Regions from separate parts of the Homo sapiens genome. Here regions 1, 2, 4, 5 and 6 are each linked to region 3. A link is a contact called in ENCODE Hi-C or POLR2A ChIA-PET data. All regions are on one chromosome and are shown on one strand. The core of a region is the stretch at or near the end of the contact, and the rest is flanking DNA. Distances in the headings are between cores, read along the strand shown.

The links. Hi-C counts contacts between places; a loop is a spot of excess contacts on that map. ChIA-PET counts read pairs that join two places held with the same protein, here RNA polymerase II (POLR2A). Pooled maps may share reads with other maps.
Region 1: a loop to region 3 is called in a pooled map, with 3 times the contacts of the local background. The contact joins the enhancer-like site here to the promoter of RNF34 in region 3. A Hi-C loop is called at or near these places in 1 of 50 pooled maps. POLR2A ChIA-PET finds 5 or more read pairs at or near these places in 3 of 52 experiments (T-cell and activated CD4-positive, alpha-beta T cell).
Region 2: a map of gastrocnemius medialis shows a loop between it and region 3 (2.8-fold over the local background). The contact joins the promoter of COQ5 here to the promoter of RNF34 in region 3. A Hi-C loop is called at or near these places in 1 of 168 maps with a recorded cell type or tissue (gastrocnemius medialis) and 7 of 50 pooled maps. POLR2A ChIA-PET finds 5 or more read pairs at or near these places in 2 of 52 experiments (activated CD4-positive, alpha-beta T cell and activated naive CD4-positive, alpha-beta T cell).
Region 4: a loop to region 3 is called in a pooled map, with 6 times the contacts of the local background. The contact joins the enhancer-like site here to the promoter of RNF34 in region 3. A Hi-C loop is called at or near these places in 2 of 37 single-sample maps with no recorded cell type and 5 of 50 pooled maps. POLR2A ChIA-PET finds 5 or more read pairs at or near these places in 1 of 52 experiments (activated T-cell).
Region 5: a pooled map shows a loop between it and region 3 (7-fold over the local background). The contact joins the promoter of SRSF9 here to the promoter of RNF34 in region 3. A Hi-C loop is called at or near these places in 6 of 50 pooled maps. POLR2A ChIA-PET finds 5 or more read pairs at or near these places in 2 of 52 experiments (GM12878 and activated CD8-positive, alpha-beta memory T cell).
Region 6: a pooled map shows a loop between it and region 3 (6-fold over the local background). The contact joins the promoter of CFAP251 here to the promoter of RNF34 in region 3. A Hi-C loop is called at or near these places in 5 of 50 pooled maps. POLR2A ChIA-PET finds 5 or more read pairs at or near these places in 2 of 52 experiments (T-cell and WTC11).

Annotation. Positions count from the first base shown.
Region 1 is chr12:120,884,353-120,888,874 of GRCh38, reverse strand. All of the region lies in intron 1 of SPPL3 (signal peptide peptidase like 3), which reads left to right. Among named protein-coding and RNA genes, the nearest start is that of SPPL3, 18 kb to the left of the region's middle. Within about 2 kb of position 2,579, at least 5 of the 41 ENCODE cell types and tissues checked have a DNase peak (open chromatin) inside an H3K27ac peak, as active enhancers do.
Region 2 is chr12:120,527,240-120,531,562 of GRCh38, reverse strand. It overlaps COQ5 (coenzyme Q5, methyltransferase), which reads left to right and starts at 2,405. Exons shown (of 7, transcript NM_032314.4): 1 at 2,405-2,623. The coding sequence starts at 2,422. RefSeq lists enhancers at 2,069-2,528, 1,875-2,644, 2,645-3,415.
Region 3 is chr12:121,397,605-121,401,524 of GRCh38, reverse strand. It overlaps RNF34 (ring finger protein 34), which reads right to left and starts at 1,407. Exons shown (of 6, transcript NM_025126.4): 1 at 1,307-1,407. The coding sequence starts at 1,312. RefSeq lists enhancers at 236-767, 768-1,299, 1,785-1,864.
Region 4 is chr12:121,989,377-121,993,677 of GRCh38, reverse strand. The region is part of intron 19 of CFAP251 (cilia and flagella associated protein 251); the gene reads right to left. Among named protein-coding and RNA genes, the nearest start is that of BCL7A, 30 kb to the left of the region's middle. RefSeq lists enhancers at 1,412-1,511, 2,594-2,643. Within about 2 kb of position 1,442, at least 13 of the 41 ENCODE cell types and tissues checked have a DNase peak (open chromatin) inside an H3K27ac peak, as active enhancers do.
Region 5 is chr12:120,467,609-120,471,524 of GRCh38, reverse strand. SRSF9 (serine and arginine rich splicing factor 9) reads left to right here and starts at 1,777. Exons shown (of 4, transcript NM_003769.3): 1 at 1,777-2,103. The coding sequence starts at 1,916. It also overlaps a transcript of DYNLL1 not described here. RefSeq lists silencers at 1,819-2,118, 2,369-2,538.
Region 6 is chr12:121,916,408-121,920,904 of GRCh38, reverse strand. It overlaps CFAP251 (cilia and flagella associated protein 251), which reads right to left and starts at 2,313. Exons shown (of 22, transcript NM_144668.6): 1 at 2,210-2,313. PSMD9 (proteasome 26S subunit, non-ATPase 9) reads right to left here. Exons shown (of 6, transcript NM_002813.7): 6 at 2,608-4,497. RefSeq lists a silencer at 2,035-2,184.

The sequences.
Region 1 (4,522 bases), core at 1,330-3,829, 510 kb after region 3:
TTGCACCCATTGTACTCCGCCCTGGGTGACAAAGCAAGACCCGGTCTCAAAAAATAAAATATAAGATATAATTCACATACTGTACAATTCAGTCATTTAAAGTGTACAATTAAGTAGTTTTTATTATATCTACAGAGTTGGGCAGTCGTCACCACAATCATTTTTATAACATTTTCTTCATCCCAAAAGAAACTGTACATATTAGCAGTTACTGCTCATTACCCTTCTCCCCAGCCCTTGGCAGCCACTAGTCTGCTTTTGGCCTCTACGGATTTGTTCTTTTTCTGTTAATCGAATGATACATAGCTTTTGTTTTGTTTCTGGCTGCTTGCACTTAGCACAGTGTTTTTAAGGCTCATCCATGTTGTAGCATGTGTCAATGCTTCATTCTCTTTATTGCCAAATAATTTTCCTTTTTTATACCACATTCAGCTTATGCACTCATTAGTTGACAGGCATTTGGGTAGTTTCCGCATTTTGGCTGCTATGAATAATGTGGGGCCAGGTGTGGTGGCTCATGCCTGTAATCCCAGCACTTTGAAAGGCTGAGGCAGGTGGATCACCTGAGATTAGGAGTTCGAGACCAGCCTGGCCAACGTGGTGAAACCCTGTCTCTACTAAAAATACGAAAATTAGCTGGGCGTGGTGGTGGACGCCTGTAATCCCAGCTACTCAGGAGGCTGAGGTAGGAGAATCACTTGAACGCAAGAGGCAGAGGTTGCAGTGAGCAGAGATGGTGCCACTGCACTCCAGCCTGGGCAACAGAGCAAGACTCTGTCTAAAAAAACCAAAAATAGTAATAGTTATGCGATGAACATTTGTATACAAGTTTTTGTGCAGATGTATGTTTTTATTTCTCTTGGGTGAATACTTTGGAGTAAAGTTGCTGGCTCATAGTTTCTGTTTTTAACATTTTGATAAACTGCCAAACAGCTTTCCAAAACGGCTGCACCATTTTACATTACCACCAGCAATGTGTGAGATTCTAATTTCTCCACGTCTTCACCAACACTTGTTATTGTCTTTTAAATTATAGCTATCCTAGTGAGTGTAAAGTCATATCTCATTGTGGTTTTATTTGTGTAGTGTTTATATTTAATTAAGGGTTTGTAGAGGAAAAAAGCAGTAGTTTAAAATGTTAGGTCTGATTGTTTTTAGAAGTGTACTACCAAAGTTGAACCTCTGTTTTAGTCAACTAAAAATCTTGTGTCAAGAACAAAAATTTAGTACACCTTTGGTTCACAGATTTTTCTTCAGGCTACTTCTTATTTCTTTTGCGTGCTGGAATAATTTAGAAAGAAATTAGCCTCAGATAATTGTTAAACTAGTTTCTTCCCTTTGGTTAAGTGATTAACCGAATTACTCTGGCAACCTGCTGCATCATCAGTAAGCTTGGGACTAGGAGTGGTTTCATGACTGAAGGTTTGGTGGGTGGAAGTGGCGGTGAGGGGTGCCTTGATGTGTCAGTTCTTTGCCAGGAGGATAATCACTGGAGGAGTTAGTTGTAAAATACTACCTTTTCTAGAGCTGCACTGCCCAATAGAAGTATAATATATGGTATATATGTAATGTAAAGTTTTCTGGTAGCCACATTAAAAAGTTTTTTTAAAAAGGTGATACTAATTTACATAAAAATACTTATTTCACGCCTGTAATCCCAGCACTTTGAGAGGCCGAGATGGGTGGATCATGAGGTCAGGAGTTCGAGACCAGCCTGGCCAGTATGGTGAAACCCCATCTCTACTAAAAATACAAAAATTAGCCGGGCGTGATGGTGGGAGGCTGAGGCACAAGAATTGCTTGAACCTGGGAGGCAGAGGTTGCAGTGAGCCGAGATCGTGCCACTGCATTCCAGCCTGGGTGACAGGGTAATTCTGTCTCAAAAAAAAAAAAATTATTATATCACTGATGGTATGTAATCAATATACAAATTAATGAGACATTTTAACTTTTTTTAGTACAAGATCTTCTCAATTCAGACTAGCCACATTTCAAGTGCTCAGTAGCTACATGTGGCTAGCAGCTCCCATATTGAACAGTGCGGTTCCAGAGGTGGTAAATACTTATGATCTAGATTTTTGCTCACATGTATGATCTGTGTGTCTTTAGGAAAAACAGATGAGTGTGTGATCAGTCTGTATTTCTAGTTCTTTAGTTTTATATTGTTACTGCCGGGTTTTCTTTCAGTGGGGAAGAGGGTGTTTAGAGGGTTTCAGAGAGGAAGCTCCTCATAGCTCAGATTTTTGGTTGCGAGCAGTTAAATTCACAGGAGGAAGAAAATTGCCTCCCTCCTCATTAGAGATGTACCAGATTCTATAGTTCTCAGCAAGTAAATCTGTTGGAACTGTTATCGTTTGGTCCTTGTTCTGATGGTTATAGGTGTTCAAGGTCTGCTTTGGCCTGTTGTGTATCAGTTATATACCACTTGTACTGCCTAACCACACAGCTCACTTGGTTAGACAGAGTAAGGTTGTGAATTTGATCTCTGTGTTTAATGAATGACTTTATGCCTTTTGGGGCTCTGCTATAGTAACTAAAATAGAATAAACCACATCCTTTTTCATCAGAAGTTTATAGTGTTAGAGACTGGGTGTCAAATGCCAGCAGATGTAATTAAGACAATTTAGAGACAAGGAGATTTCAGAGTGGGCTGTTGTATAGATTGTGTCTCCTAGTCAGTCAGTTGATTACTAGAAGGACTGAATTTGGAAAAAAAAATTTTTTTTTTTTTTGGCCGGGCGTGGTGGCTCACGCCTGTAATCCCAGCACTTGGGGAGGCTGAGACAGGCAGATCACCTGAGGTCATGAGTTCGAGACCAGCCTGACCAACATGGACAGGTTAAAAATACAAAATTAGCTGGGCATGGTGGCACATGCCTGTAATCCCAGCTACTCAGGAGTGTGAGGCAGGAGAATTGCTTGAACCCAGGAGGTGGAGGTTGCGGTGAGCTGAAATCGCGCCATTGCACTCCAGCCTGGGCAACAAGAGCAAAACTCTGTCTCAAAAAAAAAAAAAAAAAAAAAAGTTTTAATGTTTGAATGACTTTACTCACAGCTTACATTTTCTAATTTGGCTGAGTCCCCATCACTTTCTGTTTACTGTACACTGAATCTCTACCTCACTCATTTATGCTGTTTACCTAGCTCCTGGAGGCAATTGAGTTGTGATCCCTTAGTAACCATAGTTGTAGGTCATTGCCTCAAGGATGGTTGAAGATAGGGATAGCTGATCAGTGCTCCAGTGACAGAGGATTAAAAAAACAACTTTTTATGGGCACTTGCATGTTTAGATACAAATACTTTAACAGGATTTGACCATTGCATTATTACTGACTATTAGATGCCTTAAGGACATGTAGTTATTCTAAGTGGTACTCACATGCTTTTGAGTTGGAGTCCATAAATGGTATTCTGACCAAGAGAACAACGATCATGACTTAATTTACATGCTATACCCTGGCATTTGTGATAATATGGACCCAGGGCCCATTTGTGAGTTCACTGATTTGTTTGAATTTGAAGGCCATGTGAAATACTTATGTGTTGTAGGTCCCGTGCACAATTATGGAATTAAAGAACACCGTAAGTGGTACTATCTTTTTAATCAGTTTATTTGGTGGTTCTGTTGAGTTTTTGTATACATTATTATTTTGATAATTTCCAAATATTTTATACTTTGACACTTGTTCATTAGCTTCATTTTTGAAATGTGTCTGAAAGCCTTAGCCTTACTAAGAAAGAAATGTCTTTTAGTTGAGTTTGAAATGCTTTGATTTGTTGGTATTACAAAGTATTAATATAAGGGTTTTTTTGTTTGTTCCCAACTGAGTGCAGTCTGCAGTGATTAAGCTCCAAATTAGTTGGACCAGTAGGGGCGGAATTGGAAGCCTTACTTACACTAAATAATGCCATTCCTTTAGGGGATAAAATCTGGTTTAGACCTCTTTGGTAACAAAACAAGACCTTAACTGAAGTTATTTCTAGTATCTATTTATTGAATAGGTGTGACTTGTCACCCACTTCACACACCATTGTTACCTTTCTGAAAGCCAAAAAAAAAAAAAAACCCAAAAAAAAAACCCAAAAAAACTCTAGCCATAATTTTGAAACATCTCCAGCCATAAGGGTGTCAGATAAGGAATTATGAAACTGTAATACCATATTTTATTGGTGAAAATATTGAAAAGTGTAGATAAACACAAAAAGAATAGAAAAACTACCCACAATTCTACCAACACAGAGAGATCTTTCATTAAATTTGTTGCATATCTTTCAGGTTTAAAAAAAATCCATATATTGTGACAGTTGGTTTTTTTTTTTTTTTAAATTATACAAGTTGTTGAAACCCAGAAATCCCAAATAGAAGTAAAAAAAGAAAAATCCTAATTACCTAATATTTAACTTACTTAGAAAATTTATGGTAACATTTCATGTTACCCTTTTGGGCATTACATATAGGAACTGTAGATCATTTTTTACACAAAAGCAGGAACAGGTTTATACTGTGCTTTCATTTTTATGT
Region 2 (4,323 bases), core at 1,156-3,655, 870 kb after region 3:
ATCATACCACACCTATTTGTACTTTGGAAAATTACAAATGATTCCCTTCCAACCATAGTAGTTTGAGATTCAAAAGATCACATAGACATGCTATTAAGGAAATGACCAGGGCCAGGTGCGGTTGCTCACGCCTATAATCCCAGCACTTTGGGAGATTGAGGTAGGCAGATTGCCCAAGCCCAGGAGTTCAAGACCATTCAGGGCAACATGGCAAAACCCTGTCTCAACAAAAAATGCAAAAATCAGCCCAGTGTGGTGGTGCACACCTGTAGTCCCAGCTACTCAGGAGGTTGAGGTGGGAGGATGGCTTGAGCCTGGGAGGGTGAGAAGTGAGCTATGATTGTGCCACTGCACTCCACCCTGGGTGACAAAGTGAGATCCTATTTCAAAATAAAGAATGAATCAATAAATAAGTAAATAAGACCAGCCTAGCCAAAATGGTGAAACCCCATCTCTACTAAAAATACAAAAATTAGCGCCGGGAGTGGTGGCTCAGCACTTTGGGAGGCTGAGGCAGGTGGATTACCTGAAGTCAGGAGTTCAAGACCAGCCTGGCCAATATAGCGAAACCCCATCTCTACTAAAAATACAAAAATTAGCCTGGCATGGTGGCGCATGCCTGTAATCCCAGCTACTAGGGAAGCTGAGGCAGGAGGATCACTTGAACCCAGAAGACAGAGGTTGCAGTGAGCCGAAGTCATGCCACTGCACTCCAGTCTGGGCAACAGAGCAAGACGCTACCTCAAAAAAAAAATACCTTCCAACAGTCCTTGTCCTACTTCACTTTTTACAGGTTTTCCTCCACATATCATATGAAATAAGAGAACAGTGAAATACTGTTGGTCTGGATACTTAATCTGATGTGCAGAAGGAACAGCCCTAAATCCTGAGATCCATTCTTTTATATAACTAGATATGGAAGATATAAGATTCTTTGATGAGACTTTATTTATTTATTTATTTATTTATTTATTTATTTTTGAGATGGAGTCTGGCTCTGTCACCCAGGCTTGAGTGCAGTGGTGCAATCTCAGCTCACTGCAACCAGTGACTCCTGGGTTGAAGGGATTCTCCTGCTTCAACCTCCTGAATAGCTGGGACTACAGGTGTGCACCACCATGCCTGGCTGATTTTTGTATTTTAGTAGAGACGGGGTTTCACCATGTTAGCCATGCTGGTCTCGAACTCCTGACCTCATGCAATCCGCCCACCTCGGGCTCCCAAAGTGTTGGGATTACAGGCGTGAGCCACCGCACCCAGCCACTTAATTTCTTTTAACAAAGACATGAGAATTATGAATACATGGATGAATCATTTCGCCCTTGTATCCTTCCTTTTTTTTTTCTCATCACTATACCAACGAGGACCTTCTATCATTCTTAAAATAAAAGAGAAAGAAACAGAAATCCCAGCGCAGTACTTCCCAAACGAAAGCGGTTAGGTGTCCATCTGTCAGGCTATATTAAACCAGGAAGAGAATTTTCATTTCAAAACAGTTTCTTCTATTGGCGCTTTCTCCTCGTGAAATATTTACAGGAAACATACATTTAAAATGGAATGAAAGCAGAAACATACAGTAATCCAAGCAAAACTCAACAACGTCCGTTCTTTATTTTGCACAAGACGGTCTGCATTACCCTTGCCATTAAAAAAAGACTGAAAATCTGGGGCTGAAGTAAAACACCCATGACATGCCACCTGGAGCTAGGAATGTAGCTTTGTGTCAGCAGGAGACCAAGTGTGAGTGGTGGTTCTGGCTTGCTAAGTGGATACCAGAGCTTTCGTTCCCATTTATGAGCTTCCTAGGTTCATAAAACGGACAGAACAAAGAAGTCTGTCCTATGTTTATTTTTCAGAGTAGTGTAACATATGTTTCTCAAGAATGGTCTGCATCTTTAGCATCAGAATCGCCAGAGAAATTTGTTTAAATAGAGATTAAAGGGATATAGGTCAGATCAAAATCTCTGGTAGTTGGGGACCCAGGAATCTTCATTTTAAAACGTAAACCAAGTGATTCTTACGCTCAACAAAGTGTGCAGGAATTGGCCCGTGATCTTGGCTTTTTAACCACACCATGCCTCAATTTCCCCCTTCTGCACAAGACAACAAGAGTTCCTGGATATCTTGCGAGTTAGTACTTTTCTGCCTAGCCGGATTCAGAGACATGGCCGCTAAGAGGTGACCCGGGGCTCCCCTGAGATCCCCTGATTCCTGGTGAATTGTAAATTCAATTTGAGAAGAGAGAGAGGAAGGGATTTCCGATACTTAGAGACCACCCTTTGGATCCTAGAGATAATGCCGGCACAACTGTGTATCAGATTTCAGGGCGCGTTCGGCTAATAATGTTGCCGGCCAGCCGCCGTCGTTCGTGGAGTGACGCAACAAGGCGTACTCTCTGGCCGTTGTCACTCGACTACCAAGATGGCGGCCCCCGGGAGCTGTGCTCTATGGAGCTATTGCGGCCGTGGGTGGTCGCGGGCGATGCGGGGCTGCCAGCTCCTCGGGCTTCGTAGCTCTTGGCCCGGGGACCTACTAAGTGCTCGGCTCTTGTCCCAAGAGAAGCGGGCAGCGGAAACGCACTTTGGGTTTGAGACTGTGTCGGAAGAGGAGAAGGGGGGCAAAGGTGAAAGGGGCGAGAGGGCGGATGGGAGGGATCTGACCGTCCATGGTCTGGTTTCTTCTGGCCAGTTAGGGTTGATTTAACATCCAATTAGTTCCAGTGTTGTTGTCTGTGCAGTTATGATTTTTTTTTTTTTTGGAGACAGAATTTCGCTCTTGTTGCCCACACTGGAGTGCAATGGTCCGATCTTGGCTCACTGCAACCTCCGCCTCCCGGGTTCAAGCGATTCTCCTGCCTCAGCTTCCCGAGTAGCTGGGATTACAGGCGCCCGCCAGCACGCCCGGCTAACTTTTTTGTATTCTTACTAGAGATGGGGTTTCACCAGGCTGGTCTCGAACTCCTGACCTCAGGTGATTCGCCTGCCTCGGCCTCCCAAAGTGCTGGGATTACAGGCGTGAGCCACCGCGCCCAGCCAGACGCCCCCTTTTTAAAAGCAGAATACTGATGACTAAATCCCATCAACTGAGCGTTTGTGATGTGCCAGGCAACGTACAGACATTATTTTCAATTCTCATTTTCAACATTCCAGTAGTGGGTATTGTTATTACCATATTACACGTGAGGAAATTGAGACTTAAAGGTTAAGCAAGAAGTTGCCCAGTTGAACATATCAGTAAGTGGCGGAACCAGTATTCAAACCCAGTTTAATCTGAGTCTGAAGCCCCCGTTCTTTACCTCTAGAGAAAAATAGGGGTTTTTTTGGTTGTTTTTATTTATTTATTTATTTATTTATTTATTTTGAGACGGAGTTTCGCTCTTGTTGCCCAGGCTGGAGTGCAATGGCGCAATATGGGCTCACTGCAACCTCAGCCTCCTAGGTTCAAGCGATCCTCCTGCCTCAGCCTCCTGAGTAGCTGGGATTACAGGCATCTGCCACTGTGCCCTGCTAATTTTTGTATTTTCAGTAGAGACGGGGTTTCTTTTTTTTTTTTTTTTTTTTTTTTTTTTTTTTTTGAGACTGAGTCTCTCTCTGTCACCCCCAGGCTGGAAGGCAGTGGCGCGATCTCGGCTCACTGCAAGCTCCGCCTCCTGGCTTCACGCCATTCTCCTGCCTCAGCCTCCCGAGTAGCTGGGACTACAGGGGCCCGCCACCATGCCCGGCTAATTTTTTGTATTTTTTTTTTAGTACAGACAGGGTTTCACCATGTTAGCCAGGATGGTCTGGATCTCCTGACCTCGTGATCCACCTGCCTCGGCCTCCCAAAGTGCTGGGATTACAGGCATGAGCCACCACACCGGCCAATGTATAATCAACATTTTACAATGTATAATCAATGTATAATCAACATTTCACACAGTGGCAAGCAAGGAAGAAGTTAACTACTGAACTAAATATGAATTCCAGATTGGGGACTGAGATTGCAGTACAGACAGTCCTCGCTGTGCACAGTAATGCAAGACTGTGAAAATGTGCAAGCTGAAGTCATACACAATGACCTTAATCAATGGGAAAAATTAGAATTGTTTTATGACCTTTAAAAATTATCAACCATCAAAAACCCTGTCAGTTATAAATGTATAGTGAAATGAAAAAATATATACTGAAGTTGATATTTATTTACAGCCAGGTGCGATGGTTCACACCTGTAATCCCAGCACTTTGGGAGGCCGAGGTAGGCACTTGAAGTCAGGAGTTCGAGACCAGCCTGGCCAACGTGGTGAAACCTCATCTCTACTAAAAATACAAAAAAAATTAGCCAAGC
Region 3 (3,920 bases), core at 158-2,657:
ATATTTTATAACTAAACTGGAAAGTTAAAAATAAGCTTTTACAATATCCTCATACTTCAAGGCACAGTTCCAAAGTTACCTATTCCAAAAATATTCCTTGCTTTCTGTAGCCAGAAGTATCCTTTCTGGCTCCTGTGTTTTGTCCCTGCCTTTTTTTTTTTTTTTTTTTTGATACCTATAGCCTTCTGCCTTGTAATATGGTTACTTACAAATAACTCTTCTTTTGAATGGTAAACTGCCTTCCTAAGGGATGAGACTGTATTTTGAATTACTTCTCTTCACCATGTCTCCCTCTTGGCTAACGCACAGAAAACGTTCAACAAAACATGTGCTGAATTTCTGTGACCAGCTGACACTCTTTTTCAATCTTCTATAGTAAATCTTTGACGCTTTATGGAGACAGCGTTAATCTAGCAGCTCACCTGCTAGATTACCCACCCCCAGCACACCTCTGCACTGAGATTAACGAAACCATCTAGGTCTGAAAGTTATCATCACCTTATGACTCATCCCACTTGGTTTGAGTTCGGCAAATGAATCAATACCCTGAACTGACTGCTGTTCACAAAGCTCTTCAGAACTCTCAGTGATCGGGTTGAGAATCATCTCTCAGAAGTAGGCCGGAAACCCCGCTCCCCTTTCCCCTTTTCTTCAACTTCTCATCAGTAATGCTCCCACGCTCTCACTCCCACCTTGGAGAACTCAAGCTGCCAAATTCCTTGCTGCGTTTACCTAGTGGCGATGGAGGCACATCCAGCCTTCTCTAGTTCGCGGCCCCGACGTGCAGCCTACGAAGCACCCCTTCCGGGTGGCATCCCCACCCTGAGAGTTCTTTAACCCGTTAGCCTGGCCCTAGCCTCACCACCCCCTGCACCCCTCCTGTTCTCCTCGGTCCCACGATGTCCCCAACACTTGGGTTAGTTCAAGGACTCGGGGCGGGAAAGGGCACGCCGCGCGCCAAGGGACCGAGGCTCAGGCGAGCCCTGGCGGCTCTGCCTCAGGCCCCCGAGGAGGCGCACAGGGCCCGGCGCAGAGAGGGGCCCACCCGGCGCGAACGCTAGGGACGCCCGGCTTCTCCCCACCGCTCGGGTCGCTGACGGGGGTGGCACTGGAGGAGCTCGAGAGGGTCCGGCAGCCTGCCCTGGCTCGGTTGGGGCACCTGAAGCCGGGCAAGCGACCCCCCTCAGCGCAGCTCTCCGAGATGACGACTAGGTAACCGCTAAGGCGGAAAGAAAGGAGGCGCTTCAGGTGCCCTGGCAGGATAGGATTGGCGAGGAGGGTCTGTCCGGCTCCACCGGCCCCTCACCTTCATGGCCGCGACCGCCTCAGCTCGGCCGGCTCTACCAGGAAACTCAGCACCATAGCAGCTCCTCACACTGCCGACCTCCTTCCCTCTGGGCGGTGATTACCGCGCCCCGGGAGGCGACCGAGCGTCCGGACGTAAGGGGCGTGGTCACGCTCGCCGCGTGCCCCGGTAAAAGCGCAGAGCGGCGGCCACGACGACCAATAGGAAGCCGACTTTCGGGAGGCCGGTCACCAGAGCCAATGAAGCGACAGGGATTGGGCGGGGCCTCTGGCGTTCCTCCTGGCTGGGAGTGCGCGGGGAGGATTCTTTTCCGCCCCGAGCGAAGACCTGCGGACCTGGGCGTGGCGGAAGGCGCGCTGCGGCGCTGCTTTCTCGGTTGGGTGTTTGAAATGGGAGATAGCGTCCCTGAGGAAGCTGCTGCGGCTTTCTGGGCTAGGTGGTCAAGTTTCCGGGGAGGGGAGCGCGGGAAGGGCCGTGGTGAATTTGAACACGCCGGTTGGCTCGAAGGCCTTTGTTATGACCGTCAGAGCAGGGCCTCAGATTTCCTTCCCAGACGTTCCCGCGTTCATGCTCGGTGATGACCTCGGGGCTCCTCACTCGTGGGTCCGGTAAGGAGCGGCAGCTGCACTCGCTAGGACGCGGCCTTTAAAAACAAGACTTATTGAAAACACTTAGAAAACCAAGGGCTCTCAAATCCCAAGGGCTCTTTGAAAAGCTGTATTCAAAATAACCAAAATCGTAGCATAATAAAAGAATTTGCTCGAGTCTTGGAATTGCCTTTGGACAGAGAAACTGAGGTTGTAAATTAAGGTATCGATTTCTTCAGCTGTACTGGATGACAGTTTATTTTCCTACACCTTTTTTTTATTTTTGACAAGGTCTTGCTCTTGCCCAGGCTGGAGTGCAATAGTGTGATCTCGGCTCACTGCAACCTCCGTCTCCCGGGTTCAAAGGATTCTCCTGCCTCAGCCTCCCTAGTAGCTGGGACTTCGTGCGCCCGCCCCACACCCGGCTAATTTTTTCTATTTTTAGTAGAGACTGGTTTTCACTGTGTTGGCCAGGCTGGTCTAGAACTCCTGGCCTCAGGTGAGCCGCCCACCTCGGCCTTCCAAAGTGCTGAGATTAGCCACCGGGCCCAGCCGATTTTCCTACACTTTTTAATCTCACCTCTAACTTAACCAGTATTTAAGATTTTAAACATAAAAAAGTCAGTTCGCTCTTCATGAGGACCTAAGACTGTTCTGTTATTTATATACATTATAGATTTGCTTCGACAAGTTGTGCTATATTAGATTAAAACACACGGAGAGAGAGAGAGTGCGTGGCAGGCCACTTCCTTAGACTGAAATAATGCATCAGAGTATGTATTTCTCTTGCTTCAAGTGCTGCTCAGATAATGTCACTTCTTATCCATAATAGTCCTAGGTTTTTTTTGGAAAAATGTACAGAAAGCCTTTCATTCACGATGTAGGACGCAGCTGAGCTTCATTGGAAGAGAAAGTATTAATTAATTCTCCTAATGATCTAGACACAAAGCAACTCAATAAAAATGTTCTTGGGGTACAAAGCCATGGTTGTCCCTCATTAGAAAAGGCCTGGCAGGTCTACCTCCAGAGTTAATAAGCACATGAAAGATGCTCAACATCATTAACTATCAAGGAAATGCACATCAAATCCATGGATACCGCTGTGCGCCTGCAAGGATGGGTAACATTAAAAAGAAAGAAAATAGATGGTGAGGATGTGGAGAATTTGGAATCTTCATACATGAATGGTGGGAATGTAAAATGATGCAGCTGCTATGAAAATGCCTGACAATTCTTAAAAAAAAAAATTTTTTTTTTTTTGAGACGGAGTCTCGCTCTGTCGCCCAGGCTGGAGTGCAATGGCGCGATTTCTGCTCACTGCAAGCTCCGTCTCCTGGGTTCACGCCATTCTCCTGCCTCAGCCTCCCAAGTAGCTGGGACTACAGGCGCCCGCCACCGCGCCCGGCTAGTTTTTTGTATTTTTAGTAGAGACGGGTTTCACCGTGTTAGCCAGGATGGTCTCGATCTCCTGACCTCGTGATCCGCCCACCTCGGCCTCCCAAAGTGCTGGGATTACAGGCGTGAGCCACCGCGCCCGGCCCAAAAATGTTAAAACATACAGAGTTACCATAAGACCCAGAAATTCCACTCCTAGGTGTATACCCGAGAGAAATGAAAACCTAGGTCCACAGAAAAACGTACATGCTAATGGTTCTTAGCAGCATTATTCATAATAGTCAAAAAGTAAAAACAACCCAAATGTCCATTATCTGAGAAATGGTTAAAGGAAATGTGGTCTCTCTATGCAGTGGAATATTATTAGACCAAAAAAGGAATGAAGTACTGATACATACTGCAACATGGATGAACCTTGAAAACATCATGCGGCTGGCTGAGTACAGTGACTCACTCCTGTAGTCCTAAGGCTTCAGGAGGCGGAGGCGGGCGGATCACATGAGGTCAGGTGTTCGAGACCAGCCTGGCCAACGTGGTGAAACCCTATCTCTACTAAAAATACAAAAAAAAAAAAAAAAAAAAATAGCCGGATGTGGCGACGCACGCCTGTAATCCCAGCTACTCGGGAGCCA
Region 4 (4,301 bases), core at 193-2,692, 590 kb before region 3:
CTCACCTCCCAGACGGGGTCTCGGCCGGGCAGAGGCACTCCTCACATCCCAGATGGGGCGGCGGGGCAGAGGCGCTCCCCACATCTCAGACGATGGGCGGCCGGGCAGAGACGCTCCTCACTTCCTAGATGTGATGGCGGCTGGGAAGAGGCGCTCCTCACTTCCTAGATGGGATGGCGGCCGGGTGGAGACGCTCCTCACTTTCCAGACTGGGCAGCCAGGCAGAGGGGCTCCTCACATCCCCGACGATGGGCGGCCAGGCAGAGACACTCCTCACTTCCCAGACGGGGTGGCGGCCGGGCAGAGGCTGCAATCTCGGCACTTTGGGAGGCCAAGGCAGGCGGCTGGGAGGTGTAGGTTGTAGTGAGCCGAGATCACGCCACTGCACTCCAGCCTGGGCACCATTGAGCACTGAGTGAACGAGACTCCGTCTGCAATCCCGGCACCTCGGGAGGCCGAGGTTGGCGGATCACTCGCGGTTAGGGGCTGGAGACCGGCCCGGCCAACACAGCGAAACCCGGTCTCCACCAAAACCAGTCAGGCGTGGCGGCGCGTGCCTGCAATCGCAGGCACTCGGCAGGCTGAGGCAGGAGAATCAGGCAGGGAGGTTGCAGTGAGCCGAGATGGCAGCAGTACAGTCCAGCTTCGGCTCCGCATGAGAGGGAGACCGTGGGGAGAGGGAGAGGGAGAGGGAGACGGAGAGGGAGAGGGAGTGGGAGAGGGAGAGGGAGAGCTCTTGTGATTATATTTTTCTATGCACTTGCTAATTACAATACATGTAATCATAACATAAGATAAATTATAATTTGGCTGGGTGGGGTGGCTTACGCCTGTAATCCCAGCACTTTAGGAGGCTGGAGTGGGTAGATCGTTTTAGGAGCTTGAGACAGCCTGGGCTGTGAAATCCTGTCTCTACAAAAAAGACAACAAATTAGCTTGGCGTGGTGGCGCATGTGCCTGTAGTCCCAGCTACTTGGGAGGCTGAGATGGGAGGATCACCTGAGCCCGGGAGGTGGAGGCTGCACTGAGCCGTGATTGTGCCACTGCACTCCAGCCTGGGCAACAGGAGTGAGGAGTAAGACCCTGTCTGAAAAAGAAAAAAAAAAGAAATAATATATATAAATATATATAAATTACCAATGTAATATATGATTTAACTCAGTTCAGAACAGGAGACTAAGACGACAAAAGGAATTCATAAGGGCCTGAGTTACTCATACCCAGAGAGTTCCAAAGAGCTCAGCAAACATTCACAGCACAAACCACTCAGCATGTGATTCACCTCTTACTCTCTCTTCCCGTATGACTGATCAAGAATCACTACTCAACAAGCACGGAGTTGGCAGCTTCGGCATCACTGACATTTCCTTCCTGAGCCGACTTCGCAAGTGTTCGTTGAAAAGGCAGGTTCTGCTACTTGTCTGAACAAAGTTCATGCTTGGGAGAGGAACCTCGGAGCTGGAAATAGAACGCAGAGCTTGTTCTGAACGCCCCCGTGTGAAGATGGCTTGAGAGAAGCAGGAGTCCTAGCTGAGCGGCCCAGACGCACTGGTGGTTGTCAGTCAGCCTGGCCTTTGATTGGCATTCTCACGCCTGCTAAGGCGGGGCTTTATTCCATTCACCTGGAGAGCTTAAACAGTTCTGAGGCCCAGATCCTATTCCCTGAGAACCTGATTTTTTTTTTTAGATGATAGTCTCACTCTGTCGCCCAGGCAGGAGTCCAGTGGCGTGATCTCGGATCACAGCAACCTCCACCTCCTGAGTCCAACCAATTCTCCTGCCTCAGCCTCCCAAGTAGCTGGGACTACAGGCGCGCGCCACCACAGCTGGCTAATTTTTGTATTTTTAGTAGCAACAGGGTTCCTACTGTTGGCCAGGCTGGTCTCAAACTCTTGACTTCAAGTGATCTGCCTGCCTCGGCCTCCCAAATTGCTGGGATTACAGGAATGAGCCACCACAACCAGCTGAGATCCTGATTTAATTGGTCTGGGGACCAAATTTTTGGAAGCTTCTCATTCGAATGATTTGAATGCGTAGCCAAGCTTGAGAAACATGGCTGGAAGGCAAAGGCTCGCTGACATGTCAGGCTTCACAATGACCGGGAGGTCTTGTTCAAACAGACTGCTGGTCCCACCTGGGGGGTTTCTGAGTCTGGGATAGGGTCTGACCATTTGCATTTCTTGTAAGTCCCTAGGTCACGTGAAGTCAATCCTGTTGGTCTGGGGACCACACTTTGAATACTGCTGCTCTTAGACCACAGGGGTTCACGGAGGTGATACTGGTGCCAAAATGAATCAGCCCCAAGCTTGTGACTTTCAGTAGAGAGTAATAATGGGTGGCAGCTGCGGTGCACGCTCTAATTCTTTGGGCTCACATCTGTTTTCCCCATTAAGCTGTAGCCAGAGCTTTCATCTCTATTTCCCCGGCAGCTTAGTTCAGAGCCTGGCACATTATAGAGGCTCAGAGAAATGTTTACTGAATGGATAGATAGATGGATGAATGGATGAATGAATGAATGATGAAGTAAATAATGTGGACACAAGTGAGGCCACAAAAAGAATTCTCTTGAAACTCACAAGAAGCTTAGAATAATCATTTAGTGCCCTAGTTAATTTTACTCGATTTACTAGTAGTTACTGAGCATTTGGTTTAGTGCAAAGCCAATGAAATACAAGTCTCTCAATTATTACTAGAACAGTTCTGCATTCTGGTTTTCAATCTTAGTCACTGGGGTCAGCAAATATTTATTCAGTGTCTATTAAGGTCTGGGCCATGTGAAGAGATGCTCAAGAGACGATATACACAAGGAAAGCGAACTAACAGGCTCCATCGCCAAGGTCCTCAGCCCTGGCTGCCTGGGGCTTTAAAAACTGTCCATGCTTAGACTCCACCCCTAGGTTCTGTTGCACAAGGCTGGGGCCCAGGTGTAAAAATCAGGTGTAAAAATACTGATGTATTTTTTTAAGTGCCCTCAACTGATTTTAAAAGGTTGGCTACCGTGGCTCTAGAAGATTCAGTGCCAAGATGCAGGAGAACATCATCAAAGGTTGGAGGAGCTCTCAGCCAGGTGGGCTTCGGGAAGGCTTCCTGGAAGAGGTGGGCCTACTGCAGAGCCATGAAGGGTTTGGCCAGTAGGAGGTCAGAGGAAGACACTGTATGCTGGGAAACAAGCATGAGGAGGAGGGTGCAGAGGAGGTGCCCACCCCGAGCCCATGCACCCAATTCTAGACCACACTCTGGGTACCTGAACCCGAGGCTTCTCTCCCCTACATAACCTAAGCCCACTTCCGGGGCCCATGGGGATCTCACCCTCCTGAGGCCAACCTGTGCCCCTGGTGTTGCCCACCCATAGGCCTGAAGGGTGCCCCGGGGCTGCTGTTTGGAGAGTATAGAGAAGGGTCCACCTCCTGAATGCCATGCACACAGTGGCCAGGGATGGGGTCAGAGCTGGGAGGACACATGGGGCAGGCCCAGCTTGGCTTGGCCCTGCATGCTGCCCATTCGGGTGTGAACTTTGAATCAGCTCATGTTGAAGGTTGAACTGTCAAGGGGGAATATTTATTTATCAGCTTGTTGCTTGATTGGTAACTTTTAAACATTTAGACATACAGCATCTGGGCCTCTGTTGCCCCGACTGCTCCAGGCCCCAAGACATGAGGGTGGCCTCTTGGTGGTGGGCTGGAGTCCCCTCACCCGAGAGCATCTTATTTCTGCCTCTGTCATTGATGACGCAGGCCTTTGGGTCTGTGATCCCTGCTGTCAGCCTCAGGAAGCCATTGATGTCCTTAGAATTATGTTCTATAATTAAGTTTTACAACCTCCCTATTAAATGGAGAGGAACACGATATATTTGAACTGGGGCCATTCCTTGTTTTTATAAGCAGGCTCCTGGTGGGGGCAGGTTTGCTTTTCTAATGGTTTCATGGACCAGTAGGACTGGGAGCACTCACCCTCTTCCCCACGCCCTCTTCCCAACGCACAATACCCTCTAGAACATTCTCAACTAATGGGGCACAGTGTCTTGTTCCCACTCATCATCTTCACTCATACCCTCCCCTGGTCACCCCCTGCATCTCCTCGCTGACCCGGGGCAGGGAGTAGTGGGCTGAGGAGGGGGCGTAAGGGCTGGGCAGCGTCACTGCATGGCCACATCTGGAGACCCCTGTGAGCGCCCCCTCTGCGATTCATGCAACACTGTGACCCCAACTGCTCCATACCTCCCTCCAGGAACTAGATCTGGATGGCGACTGCCTCTTTTTCCAGGAGTGGGGCATGCATGCACAGTTCTGCCCTCTGGACGC
Region 5 (3,916 bases), core at 528-3,027, 930 kb after region 3:
TATACACTCAGTAGTATATGTGGGTGTCTAGTCTTTGGTTTGTTTTGATTTTAAAATGCTCAGATGGTATAATGAGAAATCAACTACCTTCTGATTAAATGTGTGGTTTTAGTCCCTTTTTTTGTTTGTTTTTGTTTTGTCTTGTTTTTGAGACAGAGTCTCCCTCTGTCACCCAGGCTGGAGGAGTGCAGTGGCACAATCTCGGCTCACTGCAACCTCTGCCTCCCAGATTCAAGCGATTCTCGTGCCTCATCCTCCCAAGCAGCTGGGACTACAGGCGTGCCACCAAGCTTGGCTAATTTTTTTTTTTTTTTGTATTTTTAGTAGGGGGGCGGGTCTTGCCATGTTGGCCAGGCTGGTCTTGAACTCCTGGCCTCAAGTGATCCACCCACCTCAGCCTCCTAAAGTGCTGGGATTACAGGCATGAGCCACCACGCCCAGCCAGGTTTCATTTTTAATATGAAAAATCTTTATTTATTTTTGAGACAGTCTCACTCTGTCACCCAGGCTGAAGTGCAGTGGCATGATCTCGGCTCACTGCAACCTTCGCCTCCCGGGCTCAAGCAATTCTCCTGCCTCAGCCTCCCGCGTAACTGGGATTATAGGAACACGCCACCACGCCCAGCTAATTTTTGTATTTTTAGTAGAAACGGGGTTTCCCCATGTTGCCCAGGCTAGTCTCGAACTACTGACCTCAAGTGATCCTCCCGCCTTGGCCTCTCAAAGTGTTGGGATTACAGGCGTGAGCCACCGCACCCAGCCTGAACAATCTTTAGGTTAGGAGTATTCCAGCCGGGCGCCGGGCTCAAGCCGGTAATCCAACACTTTGGGAGGCCAAGGCTGGAGGATCGGTTGAGCCCAGGAGTTCGAGACCAGCCTCTCTACAAAAAAAATAGAAAATAAACTAGCTGGACGCAGCGCAGACCCCTCACGGCGCCCCGAGGTGGGAGGATCACCTGAGTCCAGCGAGATCGAGACTGCAGTGAGCCGTGTTCGCGCCATTGCACTCCAGCCTGAGCAACAGAATAAGACCCTGTATCAAAAACAAACAAAAAGTCTTCTGGTGCAAGGCCTCACTGTAAGGTCCCTGGGTTCAATGCTCCGCGTTCTGGGATGTGAATGTGGAAAAGTAAGTGCCAAGGTGGGTGTCTACCTGAGCTCCATAAGGACTCAGTACTTAGGATGGGAGCATGGCTCTGGGTTCCATTCCTGACCCCTCTGTGGCCTCAGACTCTGCCCGGGAGAGGATGAAAAGCACAAGTCGGATGCACTCTATAGTGATCGCTGTGATACTCATTAAGAGTCTTACTCCCTCGACTCCGACAAACTCAAGGCCAAGCTATGGAGTCCATCTCATGCTGACACCGTCAGTTCTGAGCAACTGTAAAATGGGGACAGGGTGGCCCGGGGGCCTACTGACCTGAGGTGGGGGCCGCGACAGCCCGGCCGCTGCGGGGTCAGCCTGCGGTCTCCGCCTGACTCCAGCTCTCCTGCGCCCCGCAGGCCCTGGGCGCTACCCACGTCAGTGAGTGCTCACAAGTCTGTGAGGTAGGCGGCGCCACAGAGAGAAACTGAGGCGCGGGAGCCCAAGCCACTTGTCCAGCGCCTCAGCCGAGCGCGAACCGCGCTCGGGGATGGCATCCACACGGCCCGGCCCCAGGCTCTCCCTGTCAGCGCCCGAAGGCCCTTCGCACCTCCAGGGGGCGCCGGCCTGCGCGCACGCGCAATGGTCGCAGCCGCGTTCTCTTTAAGAGGACTCCTTTTGCCTCCGCCGACCCCTTCGCTTCCGCTCCGCGTTCCCACAATGCAGTGCGGCTGAGCGCCTCGGAGCCCGCGGGGACGCTGCGGGGGGACCCGTGCTGAGGCGGCGGCGGCGACGTGGGCTGCGGCGGGCCCGCGGCGTCGGGCGGTGCGGATGTCGGGCTGGGCGGACGAGCGCGGCGGCGAGGGCGACGGGCGCATCTACGTGGGGAACCTTCCGACCGACGTGCGCGAGAAGGACTTGGAGGACCTGTTCTACAAGTACGGCCGCATCCGCGAGATCGAGCTCAAGAACCGGCACGGCCTCGTGCCCTTCGCCTTCGTGCGCTTCGAGGACCCCCGGTGAGGCCCCCGCGCCCCTGCCCTCTCCTCCTCGGTGCCTGAGGCCCCCGCCTTCCCTGCTGTCCCCTCCCCCAGGGCTCCCCTCCCCCCGGCCTCCCCTCCCCCCGCCTCCGCGCAGACCCCTCACGGCGCCCCCTCACGGGTGGAGGATGAGGCAGCCTCTCCTCGCAGGCCCGGGCCGTCCTTCGCGCCGTCGTCACTTCCTTTATTTTTATTATTCCAATATTTTACTTAGAAACCCAAAAGCTGAGCCTTTGGAGGGCCCAAGCCCGCCTGCACCGGCCTCGGGGGGTCCAAATGAGCCTTGTCCGCCTCCTGCCTGGGGCAGCACCGTAGGGGGAAGCGGCCGCGGGGCAGCGCGGGGGTCGCCGTTCGCCCTTCCCGCTCGCCTCTCCCCCGGCCCGTGCTCGCCGTGGCTGGAGAGCAAGCTGCAGGGTCGCGGATGCCGCTGGAGGTCGTGGAGGGATCTCTGGTGGAATAGCTCGCCGTTCGCGCGCCCCGCCCCGCAGGCCAGGGCCCGGGCTTTGTAAAGGGATCACGGATTCGGGAAAACTTCTAAAACAGCCGGAGTGGGGCTCTGATTTCACTTCCCTCCTTTGATGAGGGAGGCTTGGCGAGATGCTAAAGGTTCCAGGGATTTGGAAACTCTAGATTCCTAACCCCGCTCTAAGGAGTGCTTGTGATTTTGCAAACAGCGTCGGCCCTCAGGCCGGAAAAAGCCCAGGAACTTTCAAAACTGTGGTTGGTGGTGGTTAGCAGCTGCGGCGCTGACCTGGTCACTCCACTCCGGCCAAATAAGAGCCCGCACCCTGTTTTCCTAGCATCATTTGCTCCCGGGGAACGCGGAATGTTCGTAGGGTGTCCGACCTACCTGGGGTGGACGTATTGATAGGGCAAGGGGAGCATCTGAGGAAGGGCAGGCAGGAAGCACCGCGAGGCGTTGATGGCTGAAGAGTCGACTCTGACAGCTCATCCCTAGTATCTCCTCATTTGCCTCAAAACCGGAACTGGGCATTTTTACCCCTAAGCCGGAGAAGGCTATGCCTCGCTTATTTAGTAACCGTGCCATTGTGGTTTTTCAACAGTTGCTATGGGTCAAGTGCCATGGTGTGTATTTAGCTTTTTTTCTTTCCTTCTTATTTTTTTAGATTGATAAATTAGGGGTTTCACCATGTTGCTCAGGCTGGTCTGGAACTCCTGAGCTCAGGTGATTCTCCCGTCTCAGCGGATCAAATTGTTAGGATTACAGGCGTGAGCAACCCGCCCAGCCTGTATTTAGTATTTTTAACAATTTATGAGGTGTAGGTACTATTTTTTTTTTTTTTTTGAGACAGGTCTTCACTCTTGTTGCCCAGGCTGGAGTGCTGTGGTGCGATCCCGGCCCACCGCAACCTCCGCCACCTGAGTTCAAGCGATTCTCCCGCTTCAGCTTCCCAGTAGCTGGGATTACAGGCGCCCGCCATCATGCCTGGCTGATTTTTCTATGTTCAGCAGATACGGGGTTTCTCCATGTTGGCCAGGTTTGTCTTGAACTCCTAACCTCAAGTGATCCACCCACCTCAGCCTCCCAAAATGCTGAGGTTACAGGCCTGAGCCACCACGCCAGGCCGGGATCAATGGATTTGAACTCCCTCTTCTGTTTTTCGAATGCAAACTTACTATATGATACGCTACATTGTCATCTTCCCTCATTCCTTTCATAATAGAAAAACTATCTTTTGGTGTCACTAGATGTGAAGATTCAAGCAAAGCATTTCATGTAGTATCTTATTTAACCATTACAATAACCCTGTGAGATAGGCATACTGTTCAC
Region 6 (4,497 bases), core at 1,064-3,563, 520 kb before region 3:
TGCACTCCAGCCTGGGTAACAAGAGCAAAGTTCTGTCTCAAAAATAAAAACAAAAAAAGAATGTCATATTTCTGGCCAGGCACAGTGGCTCACGCCTGTAATCCCAACACTTTGGGAGGCTGAGGCGGGAGGATCAGTTGAGGTCAGGAGTTTGAGACCAGCCTGGCCAACATGGTGAAACCCCATCTCTACTAAAAATACAAAAAGTTGGCCGGGCGTGGTGGCTCACGCCTGTAATCCCAGCACTTTGGGAGGCTGACGCGGGTGGATCACGAGGTCAGGAGATCGAGACCATCCTGGCTAACACGGTGAAACCCCGTCTCTACTAAAAATACAAAAAATTAGCCGGGCTTGGCGGTGGGCGCCTGTAGTCCCAGCTACTCGGGAGGCTGAGGCAGGAGAATGGTGTGAACCCGGGAGGCGGAGCTTGCAGTGAGCCGAGATCGTGCCACTGCACTCCAGCCTGGGCAACACAGCGAGACTCCGTCTCAAAAAAAAAAAAAAAATACAAAAAGCCTGGTGTGGTGGTGGTGCCTGTAATCTGAGCTACTCAGAAGGCCGAGGCAGGAGAATAGCTTGAATCTGGGAGGCGGAGGTTGCAGCGAGCCAAGATCATGCCACTGCAGTCCAGCCTGGGCAACAGAGCGAGACCCTCTCTCAAAAAAAAAAAAAAAAAAAAAAAGTCACATTTGTGGGAAACCTTTTTTTTTTTTTTCTCTTGAGACAGAGTTTTGTTCTTGTTGCCCAGGCTGGAGTGCAGTGGCACGATCTTGGCTCACTGCAATTACTGCCTCCAGGGTTCAAGCTATTCTCCTGCCTCAGCCTCCCGAGCAGCTGGGATTACAGGCGTCTGCCACCACACCCAGCTAATTTTTGTATTTTTTCAATGGAGGCAGGGTTTCACCATTTTGGCCAGTCTGGTCTTAAACTCCTGACCTCAAGTGATCCGCCCGCCTTGGCTTCCCAAAGTGCTGGGATTACAGGCGTGAGCCATCACGCGCAGCTGGGAAATCTTAAAGTATATGTATTTGTGGCCCAGATCTTAAAAATACTGATCCAGGGCCTGTCAACTTTCTGGGAATAAACACCTTGTAGCCTTTTTACTCATTTAAAATATATTTATATTCCCACAGGCAGCAAAATGCATAACCCACATATTAGCAACAATTCTAGAAACAGGAATACGAGAAGAAGCAGGGTAGCCTAGTGGTTAAAAGCAAGGGCCTTGCTGTCAGCTTGTCCTAGCATTGAATCCCATTTCCACCACGTACTTGCTCTGTGACCTTGGGCAAGTCACTTTACCCCTCAGAGTCTGCATTTTCTCATGGGCAAAATGAAAAGAATAATCCTAAATTCTAGGGTTGTTGTAGAGAAGTGATAACATATATAAAATGCTCATCACAATTCTGGCACATACAGCTTGAAAAAATGGTAGCAGTTGTTATTATTTGAGAGAAAAGCAACCCTAATGTGCAAAGAAATGAACAGTTTGAAAGCCTTCTGGCATATTCTCCATTTATTCCTTACAACAAACAAGAGTTTGAACTAGGAAAACAATAAGGATGGATACTTTATCCCTAAAGAGTTGGACCCCGAACAAAAAAAATCCCTACATTTTCAGTGACATTAGAATAAGAGAACTCAACACTTTGAAAATAAAGTCCCAGAGAGTACAGAGTAGAAAAGGTATTTCTATTTCTTAATTTCTTTCTCAGCACTAAATGTATCAGCTCCTCAAATTCATCTCTGGTAAAAAAAAAATAATAATAATAATAATAAATAAATAATGAATGGATAAATGAGTTTGAGGCTCTGAGAGGTGAAGTGACTTATTCAAGATGACACCGCTAGTAAGAACGAGATTTCTCTGGCACTTAGTTTCTCCAGCTGAAAAATCACTGCTCTGAATCAAGTCTAGGGCTCTCACCACCGAGCCTCTTTTGACTGAGCCCAACTTCGCCGGCGCGTCTGGACAGCCGGGTTCGAGCCGCAGGGGTTTGGGGCAGGGGTGCCAGGTGCGTGGCTCTGCGAGGGGATTAAAGCCCAGGTGCGGCCTCTGCCTCCAACTCAGGTCTCCCTGGGGCCGCCCCAGGCCCCACAAGGGCCAGGTCGGGTGAGCGCCCCCCAAGGGGCACCAGACCCCGCCAGGTCGGGGGCCCCCTCGCCAGGGCCGCGTGGCCTCCGCCCCGGACTTACAGAGAGCACCCACCCCGGTCTTCAAAAGGCCAGAGTCGTCCCGCCGCCTGGACCCCTCAGCCACCTCCCGGGCCTCCTTCCAGCGGCCGCCACCTTCTCCACCAGCTCCCTAGTTCTGGTTGCCACCCAAGCTCCGTCCCCATGGCAACCGCCACCGCCGGAAGCGACAGGCCCTAAAGCGACAGGGCAGGGCGGTGGTCACGTGCCAGGAAACGGTGACGAGCGTGCCCGACGTGCCTCCTGCCGGTCGCTGGCGGCATAGACTTTCCTCGCTTTTCTGTCCTTCCTCCGCTCGCACGATCCCACCTTTTCACATGGTCCCGTCCCCTAAGAAGCTGCAGCGGCCAATACTGCCAATTTTTACTTTCCGCAACCTTGGCAAGATGGGGTGGAGAAGTATGAACTCGGATACAATGCTCTTTTCCAAAAGCAAACTGAATTTCCAGGTCTCATGGATGCAGCACACAACCGTCCTGCCTGCCTCCTCACCGGGCACCGCGTGTTGCAGACAATTCCAGCTGGCTGGGGGCAGATATGACACAGGGTGCACCAGCTTGCGGTTCTCAGCACAAAGCGTTTCCGCAAAACCGGTCTGGCTATATCTATTAGGATCATTCCACGTCAAAGTGGCTCTCCACTAACATCTCATGGAAGACGGCAACAGGTGGCCACACGGGTTTCCACTGGGACCCCTGCAGGAAACCAGCCAGAGCCACTGAGGCAGAAGGCTCTCTGCTGCTGTCATTTTAGGAGAATGTGAATAATTCTCCCCGCCCACACTGCCATGCCCCAGTGATGGTAAATTGATTAATATGCATACATCTTAAAATAAAAAAGAAAGGATAAACTGGGCAAGCTGTGTTTATTATAGTCTGAGACTTTATAAAAGAGACTGGAAAATACGTGGAATTAGAACATGCAATTTAAACAGCAAACATTGGTAAACACAGCATGTCTGTGGCTACCAGAGGGGAATACGTATGGCTGTCAGGTCAAATAGAGTTTGAGGGAATTCGCCCAATAGGAAGGCTTTGGAATTGAGTGTGAGAACCTGTGGCTGGAAGCACACAGCAATACCAATCCCATCAAGGCAAGCTGGTATCTGTATCCAACCACAGCAAAACCAGTCCCAAGGAACACAGGGCTTGCCTGGCAGAACTGCCAAAACAGAAAGCGGTGTGCAAGAACTGGGGAAATGAACACTGATACCATGGAGAGGAAAAAATAATTCAAAGTATTGGCAGGAATCCCTGAGAACCATTTTACCATCTTAAAAGAGACAAAAAATAAAAGGGAGGAAGAATAAGCATTTTCAAGAGGTCTGATCTACTCGTTCCTATCCATACCTCAGCGGTTTACAAAATAGCGCTGATCTCAGGGCATAGCCAGGAGGTTCAATTATAAAAAGTCAAACTAGCAGTGGGCTGGGCGCAGTGGCTCACGCCTGTGATCCCAGCACTTTAGGAGGCCAAGGCAGGAGGACTGCTTGAGCCCAGGAGTTCGAGACCAACCTGGTCAACACAGGGAGACCCTGTCTCTACAAAAAATAAATTAGCTATGCATGGTGGTGCACGCCTGTGGTCCCAGATACTTGGGCGGCTGAGGCAGTGCCCACAGCGTCAAGGCTTCAGTGAACCTTGATCACGACACTGCACTCCAGCCTGGGTGACAAAGCAAGACCTTGTCTCCAGAAAACAAAAACAAAAACACACAAAAACGGAGGGGTTCTTACTAGCGAAGTGAAAGGAGCTTGCTGCCCTCTGGTGGGTTCCTAAAGAGGAAGCTGACAGGACACCACGCTGGGCCACCTGGGAAGCCTCCAGGCTTTCCCTGTTCTCCAAAGGGAGCTACTATGGCCCTGACAGCCCAGCTGCTGAGGAAGCACAGTACTTAACCATTTCCGTATCCACAGCAGCAAGGCCTCAGTGCAAAGAAATATGTTGGTCAAAGCCTGACTTTGCAATTGCTAGCCTGTTTTGCCCAACTTTCTATGAAGCTCTTCTGACCCCATCTGAGCTTTGGTTTGGGAGGGTCATAAGAAATTCAGCTGGGGTGACAACAGGGTCATATCAGCACTGTAAAACTCTTTATTAAAAATAATAATAATAATCACACCAGTACCTGCCAGAATAACTTCCGCCCACTTGCCCACAATCCAGGGAATTCCTATTTAGGGCCGTGGCCTAATTTGTGAAAGAGGCCAAGCCTAAGTTTTTAAGAATGCCTTAATCCAGGGAGATTACACTGGTGGGCCACAGTACTGCCACCACACAGAAGTTCAGGTTACAAGCCTCTTCCAGA